Regions from separate parts of the Mus musculus genome. Here all the other regions are linked to region 1. A link is a loop called in an ENCODE intact Hi-C map of the cell type or tissue named here. Cell type or tissue: heart. All regions are shown on one strand.

The links. A loop is a pair of places that touch in the nucleus more often than their neighbours do. Peaks named below come from ENCODE experiments on the same cell type or tissue, not always from the same donor. Only the 100,000 strongest peaks of a DNase experiment are listed, where the experiment ranks them.
Region 2: it touches region 1 in a loop (4-fold over the local background); 14 of 42 quality-filtered maps call a loop at or near these places.
Region 3: it touches region 1 in a loop (2.5-fold over the local background); 12 of 42 quality-filtered maps call a loop at or near these places.

Annotation. Positions count from the first base shown.
Region 1 is chr13:59,727,385-59,729,884 of GRCm38, forward strand. It overlaps Spata31d1d (spermatogenesis associated 31 subfamily D, member 1D), which reads right to left. Exons shown (of 4, transcript NM_177711.3): 4 at 1-2,033. Among named protein-coding and RNA genes, the nearest start is that of Spata31d1d, 3.1 kb to the right of the region's middle. In heart, no CTCF peak of the experiment used is centred here; a DNase peak (open chromatin) is centred at 1,217; H3K27ac peaks cover 1,106 bases.
Region 2 is chr13:59,629,978-59,632,477 of GRCm38, forward strand. It overlaps Naa35 (N(alpha)-acetyltransferase 35, NatC auxiliary subunit), which reads left to right. Exons shown (of 23, transcript NM_030153.2): 20 at 23-163; 21 at 604-726. Among named protein-coding and RNA genes, the nearest start is that of Golm1, 45 kb to the right of the region's middle. In heart, no CTCF peak of the experiment used is centred here; no DNase peak of the experiment used is centred here.
Region 3 is chr13:59,625,022-59,627,521 of GRCm38, forward strand. It overlaps Naa35 (N(alpha)-acetyltransferase 35, NatC auxiliary subunit), which reads left to right. Exons shown (of 23, transcript NM_030153.2): 17 at 398-576. Among named protein-coding and RNA genes, the nearest start is that of Naa35, 41 kb to the left of the region's middle. In heart, a CTCF peak has its summit at 1,179; a DNase peak (open chromatin) is centred at 90; H3K4me3 peaks cover 363 bases; H3K27ac peaks cover 840 bases.

The DNA of each region.
Region 1 (2,500 bases):
CAGATGTCTGCTGCACGCCAGGCACTGTAATTCTGTGTACGCTTTTGGTATCTTCATCCTTGATATCAGAAGGTGACTGTCTCTCAGCCTTTTTTTCTTCCTTGCCCACACATGGCTTAAAATGAAGGGGACGATGCTTTAATCTGGACAGAGTGACAGGGACCTGATCCTCATTGGTTCCATCGATGTGGCTTTTCAAATGTTCTTTCGGAGGAGTTTCAAATTTTTTCCGACATTGGCTTACCTGTGAGGTCTCTGAAGATTGATCTGACAGACTGCCTGAGTGGCCCTGTAGGTTCTCATGGTCAGATGGCAGGCTGTTGTCTAGAGCAGTCTTGGAGTTACTGCAGATATATTTTTGGATAATCTCTAGAGTCTGTTCGTGTGCTTTTACTGTTTTTCTCTCTACAGAAACAGACTTCTCTTGGGGGCTTCCAGATTGGTTCGACACAGTGTTGGGCCAGGCTTTGTTGTCTTTGTGCTTAAAGCCAGAGAGCCCAGAGCTGCTCTTAGATGCTTCTGAAGGGTCAGGATTTGCCCACAGCTGCGACTTATAGATCCCCTGAGGCAGGCCCCAGCGCTGTAGGATGAGCCTCTTTCGAAGGTGCTGCTCGAACATCTTCTGGAACCCGTCAGCCAGGGGGAAGTCTCTAGGAGGAACGGACCTGGGAGTTTGGAGCTTGGAGGACTTTATGGCCAGGGAGAGCTTTGAAGGAAGGAGGGAAAGTTCTTCCTGAGGTTTTTGGACCACAGAGGGTAAAGCCCACTCCCTCTCCGGGTCTTTCGCCATCATGTTGTACTCTAGGTGGTGGATTTCCGATTGCAATAGAGCTTTTGCCTCCTGGGATCTGCGGAAATACACACCGCAAACCCTAACCTGAGATTGAGAGGACGGTGACGGCCCTGGGAGTGTTTGAAGCTGGGAGTGGGGTGTGGCAAGCTGGATGCTCTGGTACTGAGATTGAGTCAAGGTCTGTGATTGTCTCTCAGGCAAGGGCAGAGGTGAGGGGGGAGCCAGGGCCGGGGAGTCTGTGGTCCTGTTGAACCAGATGCACATGGAAGAGCAGTGAGATGACAGTGTAGTGATACAGCTCATGGACTCGCTGTGGAGATAAGGGAGGCCCCAGAAGTGCTGCATGGGCATGGCCTCTAACTGGCCCCCAGAGCTCTGCACTTGAGCAAGCCCCTGCTGAGGATTGAGCTCGCTGAGTATGACTCTGCTGCCCCCTAGGGGAAAGGAGGCTCCTAGGTTCTGCTCAGCAGTTGGTTCTGCTTCTCCTTCCCTGTCCTTCAGTGTAAGAACGTCAGCCTGGCTTTCCTCTTGTCTCTCAAGTATTTTCAGGACTTTCTGGGGCACTGTGAAATGGGGTGAGGCTTGTCCCCGCCAAAAATCTTCAGAAGAGCAGTGGTTGGGTATCTCTTGGTTAACTAAGCATTTTAACTGGGATGGGGAGGAGCTCTGAGCACCAGGCTGCTGCTGGTAGGACACTGGCAAGGCATCACAAGTTGTTGTTGCATGGAGAAACTGGTCACCATGGCTGCCAGCCAAGGAGAGAATGTCTTCCGGTCTTAAAGGCCCTTCTGTTTGCTGAGCTGCAGGATGTGCCACGGAAGGAGACTTGGGAAGTGGGTGAGGTAGGAGGTGATCCAGTGGGAAACCAGTGCTTGTGAGAGTGGGCTCTGGTGGCAGAGAGTCACCCTGTGGTGTGCCCAAAAGGGTGTCTTCCAAGGGGGTGAACGTGCTAGTTGAGAGAATGGAGGGAGGAGGGGGAGAAGGTGCAACTGAAAAAGATGAGAGCTGATATCCCGAAGGGCTTGGGGAGAGGGAAGAAGAGAGAGTGAATGAGGCCTCAGTCACAGAAGCTGTGGAGGCCATGGAAGCCATACTGGATGCAGAGGCAGAGCAGTCTTCTAGGCTGGCCCATGAGAGCAGTCGCCTGACCTTCACTGTGGCTCCATTGCACACATCACAACGGGGATCCTGACAAAGCGCTTGCCGGAAGTAGAAGGGGTCGTAGAGCTGCCCACAGGGGCTGAAGAACACACAAAGTTCAGATCTGTAGTCAGGACCTGGGTTCCAGTTAGCTTTACCTGTCAACTTGACATAACCTAGGCTTTACCTGAGAGAAGAGACTCTGTGGAGGGATTGCCTAGATAAGACAGGCCTGCGGGAAGGTTGTCTTGGCTGTTTGAAGGCCCGGCCCATCCCTAGGCAGATGGTGCTGCCGTGTTTAAGAAAACTAGTTGACTATGAACCTACCTCCACTTGAGCTAGCAAGCAGTACTCCCCACAGTGCTTGGATGTGAAGTAGGTTGCTCACATCCTTGCTTGGAGGCAATGATGTGTACAGTAGCAGTCAGGTCTGCCTTCAAGTTCCTGCCTTGACTTCCCTCAACAAGTGAGCATGGTCTGGATGTGTAGGCTGAAGGAAACCTTTGTTCCTTAAAGTCCCTTTTGGTTAGGGTGTTTTATCACACCGACAGATTCAAAACTAGGACA
Region 2 (2,500 bases), 97 kb before region 1:
TTTGCATTCTCTTCACCTTTAGACGATGGTCGCTTTTGACATGGATGGCAAAGTGCGCAAGCCCAAGTTTGAGCTTGACAGTGAGCAGGTCCGGTATGAGCACAGGTTTGCACCGTTCAACAGTGTGATGACGCCGCCACCAGTGCACTACCTGCAGTTCAAGGTGAGCTTGCTGCCTGAGGTCATGGTGGTGCCACCCATCCTGCGGGCTGTGGGACTGCTGCTAAAGATGATGATAAGGGGATAATTGAGATTTGGGGTACACGGGTTAAGAACTTTGTGTCACATGGGCACAGATTGAGATGTTTTCAGCATTTGCTTAAGAGTCTGGGGAGCTGGAGAGATGGCTCAGTGGTTAAGATCATTGACTGCTTTTCTGGAGGTCCCGAGTTCAAATCCCAGCAACCACATGGTGGCTCACAACCATCTGTAATGAGATCGGATGCCCTTTTCTGGTGTGTCTGAAGACAGTGACAGTGCACTCATAAAGTATACATGTAAAGTAAATAAATAAATCCTTAATAAAAAAAAAAGAGTCTGTATGGATGGGTAGTCAGAAGGTTTATATTAAACATATTGTGATAAATCATTCCTTCTTTTTAGGAAATGTCTGACCTCAATAAATACAGCCCTCCTCCTCAGTCTCCAGAGCTGTATGTGGCAGCTAGTAAGCACTTTCAGCAGGCAAAAATGATCCTTGAAAATATCCCCAATCCAGACCGTGAGGTAAGTAAGAGTGGGTTCACTGTACGTCCTTGGGGAAAGCATACATCCTGCCACTGGGGGTGTCAGCTATAATGAGTCAACCAGACAGGCTGTCAAATTGCAAGAATTCCAGGTTAACCATTTTAAGTCTCTTCCCTCCACCATAGGGCTTCACTCTTTTGTCCAGGCTGGCCTCTCAGCTCCTGGTAATCCCCTTGCCCTCTGCCTCCCTAGTGTTAGGATTAGGTCATAATCTATAATACCCAGTTTCCATTATACATTTTAAATATGAAAAACTATCCAGTTACTATAGAACATTTTATACTTGACCATTTTGAAGTAAAAGGCTATTGCATTAAAAGACTGATCAACAAGAGCAAACTTTGAAAGCAAACATGGTTTAAGCATTTGATGGTTTGATTATGTGCATTATCCCCAGTGTAACTGAGATACATCTACTCTGTTAGTGAGGAGTTACTCTTGACATGTCTAAGTCACTGAGGGAACTCTTGATGCAACTCTCAGTGCCATGTGATTTAGCATTGTCTGTCAGAACCAAGCAGTGCTGGGCTCAGATGGAGTGTGCTTGCCTGTCACACACAGCACCGCAGATAAACACATGTGCACACACACAACGTAGAAGATGAACGAAGATGAATACTCAGCATAGCAGGTCTTCATTGCAAACAGCACAACTGTAATTTGGTCACCGACAAGGTCAAGGAGATTCAGATAGCAAGGGTTAAAACTGAATGGTACGCTGCCATTTCATTGAAGGTTGGCTGAAAAGACTGGGTATTATATGAACAAGTCACTTCCATTAAAAGAGGATTAATGATAGTACCTTAGGCTCTAAGGGGATGTTGAATGCCTTGGAGAAGAGAGTAGGAAAGAGATAAAAAAATCATATTCTAGTGGGGCGTGATCGCAGAGGCAGAAGGATCTCTCTGAGTTCAGGGCCAACCAGGGCTACATAGTAAGACACTGTCTCAAAAAGAAAAAAAATATATCTTCTGGCTAATAAAAATGGTAGTTACAGAAATTTGAAGGAGGTTCAATAACAGAAGACATTTCCTTCATTTATTCAAAGTCTTTCCAAGCACCTATTATAGCAGAAATAGCTGGTATGGGCTCAGGGCAGGTCGGTAGGAGTCATATTATGTATTGTACAGAGTGTAGAACTCCAACCATTTTAAATAACCCATTTTAGTAAATTCTAGAAGGTGAAGTAGGTCACATAGGCATTCAGGGATGGACCAGGACCCACATGCAGGACAGACCTATCTGTCCCTGGAGTATTTGGACAGCCCCAGGGACTTGGGACTCATGTGGCTGGAGTGGGTAGTGAGGGAGGAGCTGTTGGAGTGTGAGCAGTGGACAGACAGCTCTGACTTGTGACAAAGGACCATTCTGTGCTGCTAAAACTGACCCGTGCAGCAAAGGTGGGAGGAAGCCGGAGCAGTGGTCCAGTGAGCGGTGCAGTGGGTAATCAGCCCTGATGTGGGATGCGGAAGGAGACAGGATGACGTGAAGGGTTTTAGCCTGAGCAGCTGAGTTAATTGATCTATAGGGTCACAGTGTGGCTTCTGACATGTCAAATTATCATCATCATTATTTTTATATTTTGAGATAAGGTCTCATCCTGTAGCTTAGACTGGCCTGGAACTACTACCAGGCTGCCCTCACCCATGGCAGGCAGGTCCCTTGCTCAGCGTCTCAGGTCTGAACTTCTGTCTCCCTTTCCTGTTAGATGTTCAGGTTGCTATCCATCTCCCGTCCATCCTGCCCTTGTTTA
Region 3 (2,500 bases), 100 kb before region 1:
AGTGGCTCCCATTACTAACACCACAGACCTGAGGTCACAAGTTGAAGCTTGTCTGTTTTAAGACAGGGCCTGTTTCCGCAGGCTTATTTTTAGCCATTGGGCGGGCTCACATGATCCTCCTGCTTTAGTCTCTGGAGTAGACTGGTGGTGCTCCGTGCTTACAAACATGTCCACCTCCTTGCCTGGATAAACTAACTTGCATTAATGTGCATGTTTATTTTGAGGAATAATTTGGGTAAATATTAAGTATTGCAGGGTAAGACCTTTGCAAACCTTACCATTGATGCATTTGAAAGGAAGACTTTGTTTGGAGTGTGAGATTTACATCTTCTGCTCATATTTTCAGATTCTCTTACTATCTGACTAATTGACCCTAAAGTAACAATTGTTTTGACAGGCAGAGAAGGTTGATGCAGCGCTTCATACTATGTTGTTGAAACAGGAGCCTCAGAGACAACATCTGGCCTGCTTAGGAACCTGGGTTCTTTACCATAACCTCCGGATTATGATCCAGTATCTGCTCAGTGGCTTTGAGCTGGAGCTGTACAGCATGCATGAGTACTACTACATCTACTGGTGAGCGCTGTTGCCGCTAGCAGTGATGGCGAGAGCAGAGACGTTGTGTGCATCTATAAAGTGTACAGTCGGGGTTGCTGTGTGCATGCAGTCTCTGATCACACACGCTTCCCTTTCACCGTGCTGAGGCACGGTCTCCATGCCAGCTGGACTGCAATCCCCAGGTTACTTTCCTCGTACAGTCTCACTGTAGGAACAGTGGTGTTAGAGATGCGAGGGACTGTATTTGATTTTATAAGGATAGGCTCTGGGGATTGGAGTCCTGTGGTCGGTCTTTCTGACAGGCTCTTTGACCAGCACAGCCATCTCACTGGCCCCTGGAATATTTTTCCTTAGTGCATTTTTACTGTTGTGGCACAGTTGGTAAAATATTTTGAGAATTAGAGCTAGGTCAAAGTATACATCTTTAGTGCTGTAACATTACACAAATATTGCTGTAACATTACACAAATGTCCTTTCTGTTGTTGGAATAATTCTATGGAAAATACTCATAAAAATAAATGGGTTAATTCGACCATCTTTTATTTGCAACTGTGGAGAAGAGAGAGTGCTGTTTGCTGACTTGTGCAGCACTAGTGGGTGCATGGTGCGGGTGCAGTTGGTGGAATGCGCTCTCTTGTGGACACCATGACTGCAGGCTAATCACTGGGAGATGAGCTGCAGCTTCCCCTTCAGTGGAGGGAAAGCTAGGGAGTTCTATGAAGAGGCTGTTTGCGGCTATCTTAGACATGAGAACAGGTAGAAAATACACAGCAAGCAAGTGTTGATCATCACGATGACAATCGTGAATTATCTTCACCTATCAAGGGATCGAGACAATTTTAAACAGTTTCTTCATCAAATGTCAAAATTTGATATGTTACACTTTGGTATTGTTTGCTCTTTAAACTTATAGTTAAATTCATTTAACTTAATCATTGCCCTGAGAGAGGAAAGACTATTGAAGTCCTTAAAAACGAGCAGCTGGTGTTTGGAAGGGCCCTATCAGCCCTTTCCTTCACCGTCTGTCCTCAGAGAATGTGGAAAGTATCACCTGTTATCTCGCTGGGGACCTTTGCACTGAGGGGACAGAGCAACCTTCTGGCTGTATGGTATTCAGTGGGGATTCCTTTGTAGTCTGTAAAGTGATACTACATGTCCTCCTTAAGAGCCGCCAGGTGCCTCTTGATGTTCTGCACTCCTCCATGCAGTGGTGGACCCCTTGTGCCTCCTTCAGGAGCTGTGACGATGCAGCTTCAAAACACAATTCCAAAGGCAACTTTAACTAGTTTCCGTGGGCCGCCGATGGCTCAGCAGGTCAAAGCATTTTCCACACAAGCCTGATGACCTCAGCTCCACCCACAGGAAAGGTGGGAAGAGAGAGCGGGCTGCACAGACCTGTCCTGTAGTCTGCATGTGTGCTCTCTGGACTCATCGCCATCTGTCACCCTCACACAATGTGAAGAAGAAGAATAATACATTTCAATGTAATGTCTTATATGTGCTTTGATATTGTAGCCTACCTGGTATCTTTCAGGGCAGTTTTGGAAATAGGCATCCTAAAATAGGTATAATAAGAGATCATAAACATCTTATAGATCTTTGGTTTTTAATTGTATATGAGTAGTCTTTAATTTACCTTATTCCTGGTTACACTGAAAATAGTGCGTCCCTTCTCCTAGATTTGAACTGCTTTTCTGGTTTAGAGTGCATTGTAAGGTTAAATTCTTTTTTAGCGTTGAACTAGAATATCTTATTTTATATTTTGAATAAATTTAAATAAGCCTAGATGTTTTTAAGCTTTAGAATGATTGTTATATAATACTAATAATTTCTGTACTTTCTAAATCAGTTTGTTTCATTTTTGTTGCAAAGAAAATATTTACTTAATAGATTGGAGTGAATTGTGTCCTGACAGTGAAAAAAAATTAAAGATATTCTAAT